Linked DNA regions of Homo sapiens: region 2 is linked to region 1. A link is a loop called in an ENCODE intact Hi-C map of the cell type or tissue named here. Cell type or tissue: heart left ventricle. All regions are shown on one strand. Links, peaks and the distances in the headings refer to the core of each region. The heading gives the core; the rest is flanking DNA. Region 1 holds the start of SLC12A5-AS1 (SLC12A5 and MMP9 antisense RNA 1). Region 2 holds the start of SLC35H1 (solute carrier family 35 member H1).

Evidence for each region. A loop is a pair of places that touch in the nucleus more often than their neighbours do. Peaks named below come from ENCODE experiments on the same cell type or tissue, not always from the same donor. Only the 100,000 strongest peaks of a DNase experiment are listed, where the experiment ranks them.
Region 2: it touches region 1 in a loop (2.3-fold over the local background); 9 of 110 quality-filtered maps call a loop at or near these places.

What each region holds. Positions count from the first base shown.
Region 1 is chr20:46,018,131-46,028,009 of GRCh38, forward strand. It overlaps SLC12A5-AS1 (SLC12A5 and MMP9 antisense RNA 1), which reads right to left and starts at 3,943. Exons shown (of 3, transcript NR_147699.1): 1 at 3,394-3,943; 2 at 1,601-1,718. It also overlaps a transcript of SLC12A5 not described here. RefSeq lists silencers at 3,454-3,613, 3,634-3,993. In heart left ventricle, for the core only: a CTCF peak has its summit at 4,929 (motif pointing right); DNase peaks (open chromatin) are centred at 3,933 and 4,921; H3K4me3 peaks cover 631 bases; H3K27me3 peaks cover 7,746 bases.
Region 2 is chr20:46,359,452-46,368,535 of GRCh38, forward strand. SLC35H1 (solute carrier family 35 member H1) reads right to left here and starts at 4,974. Exons shown (of 10, transcript NM_015945.12): 1 at 4,920-4,974. ELMO2 (engulfment and cell motility 2) reads right to left here. Exons shown (of 22, transcript NM_133171.5): 22 at 6,599-8,109. The coding sequence ends at 7,909. It overlaps LOC124904917 (a long non-coding RNA gene), which reads left to right and starts at 5,088. Exons shown (of 3, transcript XR_007067614.1): 1 at 5,088-5,269. RefSeq lists a silencer at 4,695-5,114. In heart left ventricle, for the core only: no CTCF peak of the experiment used is centred there; DNase peaks (open chromatin) are centred at 4,620 and 4,990; H3K4me3 peaks cover 1,793 bases; H3K27ac peaks cover 1,485 bases.

The DNA.
Region 1 (9,879 bases), core at 1,880-9,879:
TGAATTTGACCTTACAGGTTAGCAAAGGGACTTGACTGAAAGATTGGGGCCCGTGAGTGGAGATGATGGGTTTGATCAGGGCCCACGTGGGAATTTAAGTAGGAGTCCAGAAAACTGCCCTCCTGAGCTTCCTCTTTCATCTGTTTCTTGCTCAAATGACCCACTCCCACTTGGCGTACAAACATTCCCCGCCATGGCTTGTTTACAATCTGTCTTAACCCCTGCCTCCCACTAGATACTAGTCTATTTCTCTACCTTCCTATCCCTATTCACAATAAAACTTCCCAAAAGCATGGTCTCTACTCACTGTCTCCACTTCCTCAATTCCCATTCTCTCCTCAGCCATTTCCAGCCTGGCTCCCACCCCACTACACCACCAAAGTCACCCTCTTCAAAGCCATTTATGACCTTCTTGTAGCCAGATGTGACAGGAGCTCCTCTCTGCTCATCCCACACCAACTCTCCCCACATTGACACAGTGGATCCTGCCCTTCTTCCTGAAACTCTCGGCCTCTGGAACCTTACTTCTGGGTCTCCTCCTACCTCACTGGGTGGATTTTCCTCTTCTGGTGACAGAGGCACCCTTGTGCTCAATCGTGGGAATCCTCTGCTCTGTGTATACTCATTCCCTGTGATGTCTGGTAGCCCACAGCCTTAAATAGCATCTCTCTGCTAAAGACCGTGAAATTTATGTTTCCTACCATAACCTCCTCTCCCCTGCCCCGAGCTCCAGACTCATGTTCAACTGCCTACTCTACATGGCTCCTTAGCTGGCAAACAGACCTCTCAACCTAACGGGTCCAAACTGACTCCTGGGTTTCACCTTCCAAACGTGCTCCTCTGTTGTTACCACTTTAATAAGAGACAGCATCATCCACCCTCAATCAAACTGAACACCTAATCAGTCCTAAAATCTAGGAATCAGTTATTTAAACTTCTTTTCTAGTACTGGGTTTCTCAGCCTCTACACTATTGACATTTTGGGCTGGATACTTTGTTGTGGGGGATTGTCTTACACTGTACATCTACACTGTACCTTCTAGCATGTTTGGTGTCTTCCTCTAGGAGGTGACAGGATCCACGGCCAGATGCCAGGCCCATTCAGGGTCAGCCCTCTCTGCTAAGGAAGGCCCCAGTGTGGGGATGGGGTGCAGCAGGGTAATGTTGAACTGTGACTCATGGCCAGGCAGCCCTGGTACAAACCTAGAGGGCCCAAGAGGCCTTTAGCCCCTAGATGCTGGTACTAGCCCCTGCTCCAGTTGTGATAACCAAAAATGTCTCTGAATATTGCCAAACATTCCCTGGTGGTCAACATTGCTCCCAGTTGAGAACCATTGCCATAATATAATAAATATACAAATGTATCTATCATAAGTGTACATTTGAAGACATTTTCACAAATGGAACACAAGTGTGTAACCAGCACCAGGTCAAGAAACAAGAGGCTGGGCATGGTGGCTCATGCCTATAATCCCAGCACTTTGGAAGGCCAAGGCAGGTGGATCATCTGAGATCAGGAGTTCAAAACCAGCCTGGCCAACATGGTGAATAACTCTCTCCACTAAAAATACAAAAATTAGCTGGGCACGGTCGTGGGTACCTTGTAATCCCAGCTACTTGGGAGGCTGAGGTAGGAGAATTTCTTGAACTGGGAGGTGGAGGTTGCAGTGAGCCAAGATCATGACACTGTACTCTGGCCTGGGCGACAGAGTGAGATTCTGTCTCAAGAGACAAAAAAAAAAAAAAAAAAAAAGAAAGAAACAAAACATTATCAGCACCCTAGAAGCCTGCTTGCAATCACTACCTCTTCTCCCCAAGGGGTACCACTATCATTACTTTTTTTTTTTTCTGTCACCCAGGCTGGAGTGCAGTCGCATGATCTCTGCTCACTGCAACCTCCGCCTCCCAGGTTCAAGCAATTCTCTGCCTCAGTCTCCCAAATACCTAGGATTACAGGCACCCACCACTACACATGGTTAATTTTTGTATTTTTAGTAGAGATGGGGTTTCACCATCTTGGCCAGGCTGGTCTTGAACTCGTGACCTCATGATCCACCAGCCTTGGCCTCCCAAAGTGCTGGGATTACAGGTGTGAGCCACCGCGCCCAGTGCCACTATCATTACTTCTAACAGCTTAGATAGACTTTGACTATTTTTTACTGTATTTAAATAGTGTTATAGGGTATGTATTCTTTTGTGTCTGGACTCTTTTTTATCAAGGTTCTATTTGTGAGATTCATCCATATTGTTCTGAGAATTGTAGATGGTATTCCATTGTGTGAAGGTACTACGACTTATTTCTCTATTTTACTGTTGACAAGCATTTGGTAGATTCCAATTTGGGGCTATTATGAACAATGCCCCTATGAACATTCATGGTAAATGTCTTTTGGTGATCACAAGTAGTCATTTCTTTCGGGTATATACCTAGGAGAAAAACTGCTGGGTTGAAGGATATGTGTACGTTCACCTTCAGTAGATGTTTCCAAATAGTTTCCCAAAGTAGTTTTTGCCTAACTACACTCCCACCAGCAGTGTGTGAATTGCCAGGATTTCTCCTTGACTTCACTCTTATGGTCACGTGTCACATCCGATCCATCAGTGGGTCCTGATGGTTTCACTTTCAAAACCTAACTGGAATCAGACAACTGCCACCACTCTAGTCTGGCTGTCATCACCCCCCAGCTTGGGGTCTGCAGGAGCCTCCTAATTAGATTTCCAGCTTCTACTCTTGCCATTCTTTAGTTGAACCTTCGCCCAGCAGCCAGAATGATCCTGTTAAATTATAAATTGGATCACATCATTCCCCTGCTCAAAAAATCCAGGATCCTCCCCAAAGCCTTCAGAAGACCACATGATCTGCCCTTCTCTCCTCCCTCATCTCCAGTCACTCTCTTCTCCACTCACTCTCTTCCAGACACAATGGCCTTGCTGTTTCTTGGACAGTCGGGACTCCTTCTCACTCCAAGGCTCTGCATTTGCTGTTTCTTCTTCTAGAGAACTCTTCCCCCTAGATCTTTGCATAGCTGGCCCTTCTCATCAGTGAGGTCTCAGCTCAAATACCACATCTTCTAGGAGGCCTTCTCAGGCCACCCCTAAAGTAGTCCTCCCTCTTACCCATTATCCCATGGCCCTAGTTTTAAACATACATCCAATCTCAAATGATCTCATCTATGCATTTGCTCACTTATAATCTTTTTCTCCTTATTAGAATTTAAGCCACTTGAGGGCAAGAAGCCAGTGGATCTCATCCACCGACGTATCCCTCGCACCATTGACCGAAACACAGGAGCGCTATCGACATGTGCCGAATGAATGAATGAATGAATGAATGAGCCCCAGGTGTTTAGGAGACCCTAACAGAGGTGCCCCCGTTGTAGGGACGACTCTCACCTGCAGATGGCCTCCTCAGGCCCTTCGGGTGGCACTGGGGAGCCCAGGGCCTCCCAGCGAAGTGGCCAGATTCAGGAACCCTTCGCACAGCGGGCACTAGGACCCTGCGCGGCGCCGCGTCTCGCGGGGGGCGGGCGGGCGGAGGGGGTTGGGGGATCCGCTCTTTCTCCCTCCTAGAGCCTGGTTGCAGCCACTTGTGCGATCCCGGACCTTGCCGCGGCCGCCTGGCTCCTTTCCGCGCCATGAGCCGCAGGTTCACGGTCACCTCGCTGCCCCCCGCAGGGCCCGCCAGAAGCCCTGACCCAGAGTCCCGCCGGCATTCGGTCGCAGACCCCCGCCACCTCCCGGGGGAAGACGTCAAAGGTAGAGGCCGCAGGGGGCGGGGCCTGCCAGGGCCGGGCGGGACGAGGGGGAGGGGCCGGGGCGGACCGTCTGTTGAAGGGGGCAGGGCCAAGACCGGGGGCGGGGAGGGGTCCCAGCCCTAGGCCTGAGAGGGGAATGGAGCCAGGACTAGGAAACCAAGGGGCCGGGGCCGCGGAACGCAAAGTGTGGAGGGGGAGGGGCCAAACGCGAGGTGGGCGTGGCCACGAGGGAAAGGGGTGGGGCCAGGGAAGGGGTTTGGACGGAGGCGAAGGGGGCGGGTCTGGTGATGGAAAGGCCGGGGTCAAGGTGGAGAGTAGGCCGTAGGGCACTAAAGGGGCGGGGACATCTCGAGTAGGGAGCGGGACCAGAGTGAGGAGGTGGAACTAGGGAAAAAGGGGGCTGTGTGTTGAAGGGGGATGGTCAGGAGCCCCTAAAGGGGAGGCGGCGGGACTAGGTTGGTTTGGGGTCAGGAAAGGGCGGGACTAGTAGGGAATGAGTTGGGCCAGGAGGATGGGAGTGGGGCCTGGGAGGGGGGTGGGGTCGAGGGCGGGAGGAAAACTGAGTCAGGGTTGCCGAGGCAGGTGCCAGGTCAGCGGGTCCTCGGTGCCTGGCGGATCCTCCAATCCTCTAGCTCCCTGGAGGCTTAGCGGACAGCGACTGGGGATCCCGGGAAGGAGACGGGAGGCAGGGAAGTTAGTATGGATCCTGGGCAGCGAGATTCAGGGAGGATGCCGTAGGGTCGCTGATCCCGACTCTTGGGGACCCACTTAGCTCCTTGTCTGCTCGAGCTCCGTAAGGGTTGGGAGGAGCCAGCTCAGGCGGGGTTGGGGGCGTCTTCCTCGCGGGCCCTGTGCAGGGTCTTGTAATGGAAGTTACACGCAGGGCACAGAGTATAGGGGAGGGGAAAGATCCTTCTGGCCTTCGGTGGAGAAGTAGCATCCTGGGCGCGTGCACAGTCTCCCCTCAGGGGGCACTCATCAGGGGTCCTCTCCCTGGCTCTGAGGCCCTCGGGTCTGGAAGGAACAAGGCGAATCGGCTTGTAGTGGCCCCAGCGAGGGGAGGAGGAGGAGGAGGAGGAGGAGGAGGAGGAAGAGGAGGAGGAGGAAGAGGAGGAGGAAGAGGAGGAGGAGGAGAAGGAGGAGGAGAAGCCTCCCCAGACCGCCAGGGGTCGCTGCCGAGCCGCAGGTGAGCTCGCCCCGAAGCAAACCCAAGCGCCGAAACCCCTAGAGTAACCCTTAGGGGGTTATCTGGCGGACCTCCTCATTGTACAGATGACCAAATTGAGGCCTGGAATTCCGAATGGCCCCAGTCCCGGGAACCGAACGCCTCCTGGTTGTGGCCACTTGGATTTCTTGGGCTCCTTCCACTCTTCATCTTTCTCATAATCTCTTTTCTCATTTTCATGAATGACCTTACCAGCCTCCCAGATTTGAAAGTAAGAAATTCTGGAGCCATTCTCAACCCTTCCTTTTTTCTTTCCAGCAAATCCAACTGATCCCCACGTCTTGGCCATTCACCTCTGAAACTTATCCTGAATCTGGCAGCATCGGTCCCCCCTCTGTCATCATCGCCCTGCTCCAAGCCTCACATGGCCACGACCACATCCTCTCCACTGGCCTCCCTGCCTCCAGTCCTTCCCTAGCCCTCCTCCACAGAAGCCCCCCATCACTTGCAAAATAAAGGCCAAAGCCTTAAGTCTGTCATTCTCTTTCCTCATTTGCTTCTGGTGTTCTTGTCCACATTCATTCTCCCACCTCCATCAGCCAGGAAAACTCCTATTCGTTCTGTAAGTTATAGCTCATTTAACCTTTTCCAAAAACCTTTTCAGTTTCCTCTTCGGCCCACCCACTGCACCCTTAGTGCACATGTCCCGGTGGATGGCAGTCGTTTTCTTTACTTATGGGTATCCTCCATTGGAACATCTCAAGGACAGGGACCATCTCCTTTATCTTTGTGTTCTGAGTTCCAGACCCAGAGCCTGGCACTTAGTAGGTGTGTAATGCTCATAAGATGAGAGGAGGGTGGCTGTGGGATCCTGCTTCTCTACCCTTGCCTTCTCTTCTCTCGCTCCTCATCCCCTGGCTTAGGAATAAGACGGCCCTCTCTCATGTCCCAAGGTGATTGCTGTTTTCCCATTCACACTCTCAGATGCCGGTACTCACACTACTTCGCTGGGGTCGAAGTGAAACACAGCCCCCAAGCTTTGGGTGTGCAGGTGTGTATGAGCCTGGAATGCTGTGTGCTGTGGCAGAGGCTGTGTGTGTGTGTGTGTGTGTGTGTGTGTCTTGTGGGAGGAGCATCCCCCATTAGTTTTGATGACCTGTGGGGTGGTCAGTGACTCACTCAGTGCTTCTGTGTGTCACTATATTGCCAGCACGTTGAAGGGTGTGCTGATGTGTACATTTCTGTGTCTATCTGAGGGGTGGGTACCTGTGTGCAGGAGTGTATTGGAAGTTCCATCTGGACAATGATTTGGGTGACTTTTAACCTTTTAAGCCTGAAGCAGTCTCAAGCACCTCCTCTCTGGCAGATCACTGTATGGGGAAGTAGACAAGGGCTACTTAGGGGAACCCAGCATCTGCTGGTATCTTTCCCATAGCTGTTCTTGTGTCAGCCCTCTAGCCCCTGATAGATTCTCTTTCCACCTCTTGTCTTCACCCAAAGGGAGGGATAGCAGCATGTCTAAGACTGGGAAAGGTTGGGGGAGATGGTGTGGGTGTGTATTATCTTTTACTCTGGGCCAAATGAGTGGGGTTTGCCACTTGGGGGGCTTTCTGCTGCCAGAGGATGAGCCATAGGTGAGAACATGACTTACAGGGAGTTAAAGAAGCAAGGCAAGGCCAAGCCTCAAATCTGCCACTAACCCTGGATTGCGGGCCACACACCTCACTTGCTTCACCTGTGTCATGGGAGATTGATGGTGACTTGGATGAACAGAAGTAGACCTGGTGACAGTTGTTACAACTCTGAGATGCTCCCCTATTCCTTTATCTGATCCTCTACTATGCCTCCATTTCTCAGGGGGGAGTCAGGGCCCTGAAAAGAGCCCTGGGCCTGGTAGGACTAACAGGAGTTGGGATGTGTCCCCATGGAGGGAGAGGGAGCTAACTTATGCTGGGAGGATGGAGCAAGACCACAATGTAGCCCATCTGTGTTCTAGCTCAGGCTCTGTGGTGTGACCTTGGGCACACTTCTTCCCCTCTCTGGGCCTTAATATACCCATCTGTAGTATAAAGGAGTTGAACAGGAAGCTATCTAAGGGTCCTTCTAACCATAAAAATGCTAAGATTTTGTGATGATTTGGAAGGATGAAGCTGTCTGCCTTCTCTAGACACAAACCTCATGTTTCAGTCTCTCCATCTGTAAATTGGGAAGAATAATGCTGTTATTGGTATATATGTTGGATCTGGAGATTTCCAGTCTGTCTAAGGAGATCTCCAGTCATCTCATCCCCAAGCCAGAACTCAGAACCTCACTGCCCGGTACCTCAGCCCAAGGTGAGCCCTAGGAATCTCCATGGCAACAAACTGGTTATGAACGGGGCTGCAGTTGCCATGGTGACAGGCTGCTCTCTCTTTCTCTCTCATCCCCCTCCTCTCCCCTCCCCTTTTCTCAATGAACCAGAGCGATCTTTAGGCCTCAGTTCTCCAGGTGGGGTGGGGATCGGGGGGTGAGTGCAGTGAGAAAGGGGTCCGGATTGGGAAAGAGGGAAGATGGACTGAGTCTGCAGAGGAATGAGGGGCTGTTGGGGTGCTGTTGCTATGGTGATGGGGCTGCAGCCTGTTAATTAAACCCCCGGTTGCCACGGAGACAGTGGTGGTTGACGTGCTCCGCAGTGAGCCCTGTGTGTGTGGGGCGTGCTTTGCGCTGGACTCATCAATTCACTGCTACAGTTTTGGGTCCGAGGATGGGGCATGCGGGTGGGGAAGAAGAAGAGTGAAGGAGGGCATTCAGGACCCTGGGCCCATAAGGCCACAGCCAGCGGTGGGTGGGTTAGGTTGTGGGGGTAATGCAGTGGAGATGCGGAGGGAGAGGGATTGAGCCATAAGGAGGAATGCTATGCCTGCCTCCTGTGAAAAGAGGACCCAGTCCGGTGGCTCTAGCTTCCTCCAACCAGCCCCTTGTCCTGGTTCAGTGGATGGAGTCCCGGACAGGAGGTCAAGGGGCTGGGTTCTAGTCCCTAGTCTGTTACAAGTTCACCCCATGAAGAAAATATGAACCTTTCCATTTTCAGACTCCAATTTCACAATAAGTGGAGAGTGGAAAATAATTTATAATATCTCTTCCAGTTCCCAAATCCTGACACTCAGGAGGCAGCTTCTCTGAGCTTTTTTCTCTCTGAGACATATGGTGGGAGGGGGTATGAGTTTGAGAGACTCAGAGTTTAGAAATAGGACCCTCCCTAGCCCTGCATCTTGTGCTGCTTTAGTGAGAGGGTTTCTCTGGCCCCAGATCTCCCCAGGGTTCTTGGTGGGGAGGGGATGCTGTACTGGCAGCCAGGTTCCTGGGGCTCTGAGCTGTGGGTCACTTTTTACTGGCCAGTGCCAGGCTGGCAGTGTGGTGGGTGCCTGCCATGTGTTTTCTCTGAACCTCACCACAGAGAGTTGGCTGGAGGCCAGAATAGGGCACAGTCTTCCTGAGAGGTGAGGGGTGTCAGTGGAGGGGCTGGGGTCCCCCCTTGGGACTGTCTGCTCACTTGGTCGGGGCTCCTTAGGAAGGGATATGTGGCTTTGGTCTGAGATTAATAGAGCACTAAGAGTTTTCAGAGCAGGAAGAAGTGCCATGGATTATACGACCTAACTCATTTTTACAGACGGGATACTGAGGCCCACAGAGAGGAACCTGATTTTGCCCAGAGATACACAGAGAATTTGGGGGCAGAGGATATGACAGAACCACTATCTCCTGAATCTCAGATGGCTCTTGAGATGGGAACTCTAGTGAAGGTGGACAGATGGGTTCCCCAGGGAAAGAGGAATCACTCCTGCCTTCACCCGTACTCCCTAGAATCTAGGTTTCCCCATGCATGGGCTTAGTCTCTGAGTGGCCAAAGCTGGACCACAAATGAAGGAAAATAACCCCAGGGGAACATGCCAGACCTAGGATTACTGAAAAACCTTAGCATCTCCTTCATTCTACAGCACTTCTCTGACAAACATGCTACACGTGTTTTACTGTTATGCATCTCTGCAGAGTAGTAGAACACAGTGCTGCTGCTGCTGCTAGTGCTGTGTGTGTGTAGAGTGGAGTGGCATGCTTAAAAATTTTTGAACACTGGCTTCTTTTAACCTCTGTCACCAATTCAAACTCATCTCACCCTTTTGGTGGTTTTTTTCTCTGGGAGAGCCAAGAATACCAGTGCCCACAACTTGTCTGAATAGCTAACTCTCCACCCTGAAAGGTCCTTTGGGTATCCAAAAAACCAAGTGGCAGCGATACTTGATTGGTAGGTCCCTCAGAGGCACTTTTGAGTCAGCTGCTGAAAACTCCACGGTTGACCCAATCTGAAGCCACTGACAAATTGTATTAATACAAGTAAAGCTGAGCCCTGGATCCTGTCCATGGTCCTGAAAAAAGTCCTGTCCTATACCCCGGTCTCCAGGGATATGAATGGCTCTTTAGGATTTTTGCAGGTTTTCTGGAGGCTTCCCCTTCAGTTGCAAGCCAAGAGTCCATTCTAGCCCTGCACCTCTGAAGCCTGAGCACAAGAAAAGGAATAAAGCACATCTCAGATGTAGTGCCTGTTTGTTTGTTTGTTTGTTTGTTTGTTTTTCAGGAGCTAATAATCAGAGGCTGCTGAGGGGCATGGATATGACTGCATCCTTGTCTCTTCTATGGAGGCAAGACGACTTTTATAAGTTCTATCAATGAAGAGAGTCCTAAACTGGAGTAAAGCAAACTGGATGCTAGACCAAATTCTGCCATCCACTGGCATTATGTCCACAGGCAGTCATTTTCCCTCTATGGGCCTTAGTTTTTTCATCTGTGAAATGAAAGCTGTGTGTAAGATACAATGACTGATCTTTTCCCAACCGAAGAACTTTTCTGGAACTTAGAGAGCCAGGGAGAGAGCTAGTACCAGTGTGAAGATTGTTTACCCCGATCTGCTCCCACCCTCAGATG
Region 2 (9,084 bases), core at 1,085-9,084, 340 kb after region 1:
GTCTGGTTTGATGACTGACAGAGAGCAGGCATGCGATTTTCAGGGGACTGGTCTGGTCTTTAGGGGTTAAAAATGGAGAAGGAAACCAACACTCTAACGGCTGGAACACTGTAAGACCAGGCTGTAACCACTACTCCCTGGAAGCAGAGCCTGCCTTACGGTATTGCCAAATGAAACCACTCCCAGCCTCCCTGTCAATCCAGCCAACCCTGATGAGTGCCCGGAGCATGCCGGGTAGACCTGTCTGTGCCTGGAGGAGCCTCAGGTCCAGTGTTATGTGATGATACCTGCTGCTTCATCTGGGTGCCCCCCTCAACCACAGATCCTCCTTTGAGACATTCCCATCCTATTGAAACGCCACCTTCTTCTCGAAGCCTTCCTAGGCTTCACGATCAGACACATTCTCCATCTCCCACCCCAACATTTCTGAAGGGAGCAGTTACATTCCATTCTGCACTCTGGAACTCTTGTTACTATTTCCCCTCCCCGGGGCAAACAGGGAGCTGGCTGTGTCCAAATGAATCTCTGGGGCTACAGTTGTCTTCAGAGGAGCTTTGGAAACCTGTGGCGGTATTTTGGGGATATGCTCCTGGCGTTCAGTAAGCAGGGATAAAGAAGGGGCAGTCCACATAGCCAATTACTGCTCTGCATCCCGCACGACTTTGACATCCATATAGGTGAAAGATTAGCTTATAATTATCTGAACCTAGAATGTAACTCTGTTTACATGTAAACACAGTGCAGTGTTTCCATGGTTCTGCTGTGAACTAACACTTCCAAGAATAAGACGCCTATGTACAATGAAGGGAGACTGAAAATGGTCAAAATTGGTCTCAAAATGGCACCAAAAGTGTCCATTCTGGAAAAACCACATCATCTACAGCAATGGCACTAGTGGTTTTCGAGGTGCGACACAACACGGCTGTGTCAGTCTGTGTCTGTGGCCATCACACTCCTAGAGGGTCCACACAGAAGGGACAGCTTCACTGCAACTTCCAGCACTATTGTGCCCAGAAACTTACATATTGAAACATATTTTGTTTTACTATCAATTACTTTCCTTTTATGTTATAGGGCATGGTTATTTATATTTTATTTTATTTTTTTTTTGAGACGAAGTTTCGCTCCTGTTGCCCAGGCTGGAGTGCAATGGTATAATCTCGGCTCACCACAAGCTCCGCCTCCCAGGTTCAAGCGATTCTCCTGCCTCAGGCTCCCTAGTAGCTGGGACTGATTACAGGCATGCACCACCACACCCGGCTAATTTTTTATATTTTTAGTAGAGATGGGGTTTCTCCATGTTGGTCAGGCTGGTCTTGAACTCCCAACCTCAGGTGATCCGCCCGCCTTGCCTCCCAAAGTGCTGGGATTACAGGCGTGAGCCACCGCGCCCGGCTGCATTTGTTGATTTTTAAAAAATTATGTGTAGGCAGTTTTTATTAATCATATGTTTCATTTTAGGGTAATAAAAGGGACTGTTACAAAATATTTGTAATAAAAAAGAGGTGTCAGATCCAATGAGTTGAGACTCCTACCTGACCTAATGCATTCTCATTCCTTCAAATGCCTTCTGTAAGCTGATGTCTTCCCAATATATGCCCCGGCTCTGATTCATGTGAACTCCAGAAGAATATCCAATGCCTACCTAACCTCTTCTTCCCTTAGATATCTAATATCAGGCATCTCACTCACATCTAGAGTGTCTGAAACTGACTCGTGTTTTCCACACCCCCATTTCATCCAAGCCTGCTCCTCTTCCTACTTCCCATCCCAGCAAATGGCTCCACTACTCTCCTAGTTGCTCAGGCCAAAAGCCTTAGGCTCATCTGATTCCTCTCTTCCCCTTAGCCCACATTCAATCAATAAATACCGTCAGCTCTATCTTCAGAAATATCCCAAATATGAGCACATGTCCTGAACTCCACCACTACCATCTCAGCCACCATCCTCTCCCCAAATGACTGCAGGAGTCTCCTACACGGTTCTCTCTACTTCTCCTGCAACCACCACCATCAGGCTCCTCCAACAAAGAGGGCGCATGGGCCTCAAACATACGTCTACAGATCTCAAAACCCACACTGTTTCCTCTACGCCAGGGTTTCTCAACCTGGGCGTTACTGCTGTTTGGGGACAGATAATTCTTTGTGAGAAGACCCATCCTCTACATGGCAGGATGTTTAGCAACATCCCTGGCCCATACCCACCAGACACCTGTCACATCCTTCCCCCCATCCCAAGTTGTGATACCCAAGAAATGTCTCTAGACACTGCCATATGTCACCTGAGGATCAAACCTGCTCCCTGTTGAGAACCACTGCTGACCCTGTCCTGTGACAGGCACTCACAGGACATGCTGGCACTAACAGAGCTTTCTTCTGAGCACTCTTCCCTCATGGCTCCTCCTGTGGCTTCCAAGCCAGGGAAGTCTGTTCACTCTTCTGTTAACCAACTTCTTGCAGCTCCTGCTTTTGCTGCATTTCCTGCTGCAGCACTGCAACACCGCAACACCCTCCCTCCACTGTTCAAATGCTGACCTTCCTTCACAGACCTGGCCCAGTTCCCCTGCCTCCAATAAGTCCCTATGGCTACCCCGCCTACAAGAAGCACTGTCTCAAATTTAACTTATTTTCTTATTGGGATTCAGAAGGTCACCTATGCCCAAACACAAAGCCAAATCTCAGCTAGAAGGGTCCCTGGAGATCATCTAGGCACTTAATGAGCATTTATCAAGCACTCCTGTAGGCCCACCACTGGAGACACAGACGTGAAACTGAAAAGGTCCCCACCCTTATTTTATAAGGGAAACAAGATTTAAAGGAGTAAACAACTCTTTTTGAAATCTCATTTGCTCAGGAAGGAAAGTCCATATTCTGCCCCACTTTCCACAGAGAGCAGCTTAGCTGGGGGCAGCAGTCACATCAAGGTAAGGCTGGCTGGTGCATCACTGGCACACCTGCTTCCCTCCATCTTCCTAACTGTAACTTGGGCAGCATGGTTTAGTGCTTAAGAGTGTGGGCTTTGGAGTTAGACACTGAGAATCAAATCCTGGTGTCCCTACTCACTACTGTGTGACCCTAAGTTACTTGACCTCTGGACTCAGTTTCTCCAACTGTAAAGTGGCATCAGGTACAGCATTAAATGCTGGCTCATGGTAGAGGCTTACTCCCCTCCTGGTCCCCTTAACAGTGAAACTTCCCCAGAGGACCCCGCACTGCCAGTCCAACTCCTTCACCCCCTGCTCTCACTTCAGCCCATCTCCACTGCTCCAATGAGTCACCACACCCTCCTCCCTGCTGCCCCTTCGAAGGCTTAGTCTCTATTCTTTTTGTTGTTGTTGTTGTTTTGAGATGGAGTTTCAAGGCTGGAGTGCAATGGCGTGATCTCGGCTCACCGCAAACTCCGCCTCACGGGTTCAAGTGATTCTCCCGCCTCAGGCTCCCGAGGAGCTGGGAATACAGGCATGTGCCACCATGCCCGGCTAATTTTGTATTTTTAGTGGAGACAGGGTTTCTCCATGTTGGTCAGGCTGGTCTCGAACTCCCGGCCTCAGGTGATCTGCCCGCCTTGGCCTCCCAAAGTTCTGGGATTACAGGCGTGAGCCACCGTGCCGGGCCGGCTTAGTCTCTATTCTTACCTTACACAATGGATCACTTCCTCCTCCTAGAAAAAACCTTCTCTTGGGTGCCACGATACCACATTCTCCTGGTTTTTCTTCTGCTTTTCTGGACTCCTTATTGGTCTTTTTTGCTGGCACCTTCTTGTCAACTCAATCTATAAAAATTGGGTGCCTAAAGCTTGGAACCTGGCTTCTCTTCTCTCTTAAATCTTACCCTACATAATCTCATCCTACCCAATCCACTTGCCAATGATTTCTAAATTCTTTACATCAGCCCTGACCTTTTCTGTATCAGACTCATATATCTAACTGCCTATTTGGTAGCTGCACTCCAAATATCTAAAACTTAAGATGCCCTAAGAAGATTTCGTAATTATTTCTCACGCTCCCAATCTATCCCAAAGTCATTTAGTAAATGCCAGCATAATACACTTGGTTACTTAAGCCAAAACCAAAAATCTATGATGAAGTCATCTTTGACCACTTATTTCTGTCATTTCTCAAATCCTGCCCTGTCAGTTCCACTTTCAATACACTTCTTGACCCCTCTACTTCTCTTCCTCTCCATTCCCACTACCACAGTCTAAGCCACAATTATCTTTCACCTGCTGACTGCCACTGGTCTAACTGGTCTCCCTGTTTCCTCTTTCGCCCCTAAGGCCTGGAATCTATAAAGCAGCCAGAGAGATGGCACACGAAACAGATCATGCCCTAAGGCTAAGCCCAGCTCCTCAGCCTGGTCCACAAGGAAGGCCTCTGTAACCTCATTCTTCTGCCACTGGTCCCAGCACCCGCCACAGCGGCCCCCTGCCACGTGTCAAACACATCAAACCTGTGTTTTTCTTTACTTGCTGCTCTTCCTGCCTTCAGCTCCCTTCCGCAGACCTCCGCTTGGCTGAATACTTTCTCCAATGCCCCACCCCTCCCAATCCTCGTGGCACTCCCACCTCTGACGTTTCCTTGTTTGCTCACGTGTTTACTGCCCGCCCCAATCCCACCGCGGGAAGCAGCCCCTCAGAGGGCAGGGCCGTGTCCGATTCCGGCCCGGGTCCCGCACCCAGGACGTCGCAGGTGCTCAGGAAATACCAGATGAGCCGGCGTCCGGCAGGTGCCTTGCAGGAGGGCGCTTGGAGACCCCTGCCCCCTCCACAGACGGCGAAACTGAGGCCCGGGGAGGGGCAGGGGCGTGGCGTGCCCCATGTCAACCCGCGCAGATCCCGGGTGGGGAGCCCGCTTCCCTTCTCCAGCCCCGGCCCCCCAGCCTCTGGGAGTGCGCCGGGAGGCCGGCCGCACACCCACTCACCTCGGCCCTGGGAGCTCCAGGCCGGAATCTCCCCACCGGAAGTGCGAGGCCGGATGCCGCCGCCGAACCGCGGCACGGGCGGTAACTTCCGCCGGAAGCTACCCAGGGGCTGGGCGGAGCCGGGGCGAAAAGGCGGGGCGGGGCAGCACGGGGGCGGGGCGTCTGTTGTGGTCGGGTTCTGAGGTGGTCTGGTCTTTCTGAGGTACAGCGTAGTTTTGTCCTCCGCGAAGTCCCTCAGGCTCAGAGCACAGCCGTGTAATTGTCTGCGTCTCTCCCGCGCTCAATCAGGGGCTTGCTTTGGAACCCCGGTGCCTGCTAGTGTTCTGCATACAGTGAGCATCCAAAAAATGGTAACTTGTTTACTTTTACTGAACAAATTGTTTTTCTTATGTCCAGTCTAATGCTGGGCAACCATGGAATGAACCACGAAGATAAGTATCTCATGGGCTTTTTCTTCTGGGAGCTCAGGCCAGCTGGGGCCATTACAACTTAAAACTTGGGCGATCCAGAAGTAATACGAAACATTTGTGAAATATTTTCTGTATGAAACTTTCTAAGAATTATCTCAACTTCAATAGGTTGAGTAGGGAGAGAGCATCCCAGATAGAGGAAATGGGAGAATCCTAAAGGAGGGTGAGAAAGCTCCAGCCGTGCCTGGGGCTCACAGGTTGTTTGTAACTGTGGTGGTTAAAGTAGCCAAGAGGCAGGTTGCAGTGGCCCCAAAATGCCAGCCTAGGGAGTTCAGATTTTCTTCATCTTGCGGGATGGATTAAAAGGGCAGCATTTGCAGTCAAGAACATTAGGCCAGGGCAAGCTAGGGTTGCACATTCAGACCCAGTTTTGTGCCTTTCGCCCTCCTCTAGCCTCCTCCTGGGCTCTCTGGCAGTAAGACCAGCTGCAAACATGGATCCTTACAAGTGACTCAGCTGGGATCCCTGGCCCCTCTGAACAGAAGGCTCAAGGCCAGAGTGTAAGCAGTGTTTTATGCAAACTGCGGCTGTCACCGCCGCCAGCTGGCATCATGCAGGCATTAGTTCATTCAGTGCTTACCAAGCACCTACAATGGTACCCATCACTGCCCAAGGTCTTGGCTTTATTCAGTCCTCAGGCTTGTATTGCATGCACTTTCTATGCCTTTTGAAAGAGCCTGTCCTCACACCCTTCTCTCTCAGAGGCAAGAGATCTATTTTCATCACCACCCTCATTTAAGTCTCCCAGCTACCAAGGCCAAGGTTTGGAGCAACAGCCTAAAACACCAGCTGGAAGGCTGGGCACTATGCACAGGCAACACACAGGGTAAAGAGCGTGTCTTCTTTGTAAGGCACAAGTACTCGAGCTGTTCCCTGGCTGTGTCCCTGGCAGGGAGAAGAGGGAGGATGTGTTCATGGGGGTGTACAGTATGCCTTACCTTGCTGTACCCAGCAGGGTTGAGCAGAAAACGCTTCGTCCCAGTGCAGCAATCTGTGAACACTCTTAACCAGCAGGTGTGTGTCTGTGTGTGTGTATGTGTGGGAGGAGCGAATGATGAGGAGGAAGGGACTCTTGGAAGGTGACTAAGGGCTCCAGCTGGAGCTCTCCAGAGTCTCCCAGATACATGGAGATCAAGTCTTGTCAAGGTGAAATCTTCACCATTGGGCAGGGGGCAAGTACAGACAAACAGCTGTTAACAGGAACCACAGTTTGTACATGAAAGAGTATTTATTGAAAACATGGTTACTGACAGGAAGCTCCTGGCTGCTCTCTGGTTACAATCTTGGCTCACAACTGGAAGTGTTACATACTTTTTACTTCCCCTCAATTTTATTTTTCCCCAAGGTTCCATCCTAAGATAGGTAGATCTTATATAAATATATATACACGTCTGTATAAGTATGGCCTATAGTAATGAAAATATATAGTACACTCTTCATTGGGTAGTACCTACCATGCCAGGCCACCAATACTGAATGCCAATGTGCTAACGTATGTCCAGGGAGAGAGGCTGTGTGTGTGGTTTACAAGTGCTGCAGCACCAGGGAAGCCCCACTGGCACAGGTGTGGCCTCAGCCGGCCTCAGCCAGCTCCCTGAAATCATGGCCAATGGCAGAAACCATAGCACTAGGAAGGGAAGGCCAACTTCCTGGGGTCTGGAAGGCCAAAGGAAAGCAAACTGGAGGGGGCTGCAATTCAGGTTAGGGGAGATTTCTCTCTGAGGAAGGAAAAGGTATTAATGTGGGGGAAGAGCAGTAGAATCTAGTGACCTCACCACAGTCTAGGCCCAGGCCTCAGCTGGGTTTTCCCTGCAGCGTTCCTGGAGACTTAAGAGGGCAGGACTTGGCCAGGAGGTCTTTGACTTGCTGGGATGAGACTGAGCGCTTGCAGGGAGAAATTTCCGTCTGCTCTGATATCTGTATGGGCCAGAGAGATCTGGTGGCTCTAAAGACCAGAGATGTTAGAGCCAACCTCAGAAGCAGCAACGTCTTGGCACCATATGAAGCTGGAGTGAGCCCTCATCAAAAAAGACAAAAGCAAAAGCCTCAGGCTTGTACTCAGATCTAAGATACAGGTAGTCACTTCAAGGCTCTCAACACGCCCAACACACCTGTCCTCTGCAGGCAGCCTTTCCTGGGCCAGCTGTTGCTCACGTGGGGATCCAGCTGATCAGAGAGCAGGCTCAGGAGGAAAAGGTGAGTGGCTGTTGTTAAATCCATTTCAAGAAGCAGTTTCTTGGACTGGAAGGCAAGGGCATCTGCTGTTTGTTCCTCGTGGCCCAATCCCAGGCTTCATGGTGATGGAGTGGGCAGAGCACCCTGCCTTCATGACTCTTAGTAGACAGGGACCAAGAGGAAACTCTGGGTGGTCCGAGGTGGGTTTGAGAAATGGCTGGCATTTACTGGCCACCAAAATCACTACAGATTCTGTACAAGCAAAAGACAAGGCACCAGAATGTAAGTGTTTCTCCTGGGCCCAAAATCCCTTCTCCTGGGTACCGTCGTTTCTGGCTCCAGGCTCAGCCATAGTGATAGACAAAGTCATAGCTGCTGGGCTCCTTGGGGATGGGGGGTGGGGCTTCGGGAATCTGGATGTTCTCCAGGTCCAGGAGCCGCAGCTTCATCTCCATGCTCAGCAGGGTGTCCAGGTCACTCTTGGTCAGCTCACTGGACATGTCCTTCCCCAGAAGGGCACTGAGGCCATCAATCCAGATGCAGTACTGTGGGGAGCAAGTTGCAAAATGTCACATCGTGACCCCTGGTCAGCAGGAGATCCTGCCAAGGTCTCTTTTCTGATGGGGCTCACAACAGTTCCTTTTGGAACTAATCAGTATAGGCAAAACTGATTTGGAATGATAGCAAAGATAAATTAGGAGGTGATCCTTCACTTTCTCAAGAGATCTGGTTTTTATAAGGGGTTTTATATTACAACTCCTTACAATAATATGAAGGAGAACCTAAAAATGCAATAAACGAATACAGCAAAATGAGATCTGAGTACTGGGGCATCATCTACCTGAAGTTACCCAAAATCAGAAGCGAGAGAAGGGAAATATGTATTAGGTGAAAAGAAGCAAGACACAAACAGAAGTCACTGTGGGATCTCAATTTTGTGCCCCGCCCCCCCGAAAACAAAATTAAAAATAATCCAGTCAATACATATTAAAGAGTAAATACTAAAGAAATGGAACTGGTGGGTCTCATGCTAAGAGGGGGTGACCAGGAAGCCTTCTGATCCCACCGCTCCCTGACTCTTCCTGCTTCCTCTGCTGCCATTTTCCTTTTTCCACACCGTTGCTCACCTGGTTCCCCACTTGCTTGTTCTTCATTTCCTCTCAACCAAATTCCACTAGCGGCAGCTCAGGCCCTGCCCAAGTGTCTCCTCTGCCAGAAGTCCCACCTCTAGTTCCCAGTGATGGCTCTCAGAGCTCACCAGGCACATAGGGTCTCAAATGCAATCACTCATTTAATATCTAGTATCTTCCAGTGCTGCAGATGGAACTACAGGGCCCTTGTCAGAAGGACCAGTTCCATCTGGCTTCAAAGTCCACACTGGATCCATTACAACATGTGACCAGGAGCCCCTAGGAGGAAGGATCTGTCAAGTTCTCTTGGGTAGCTGACCACAGAGAAACTGAAAAGGGGAGAATTTTCCCAGTCCCAGGTAAATGACTCATTCCTAGTTGACCTTATCT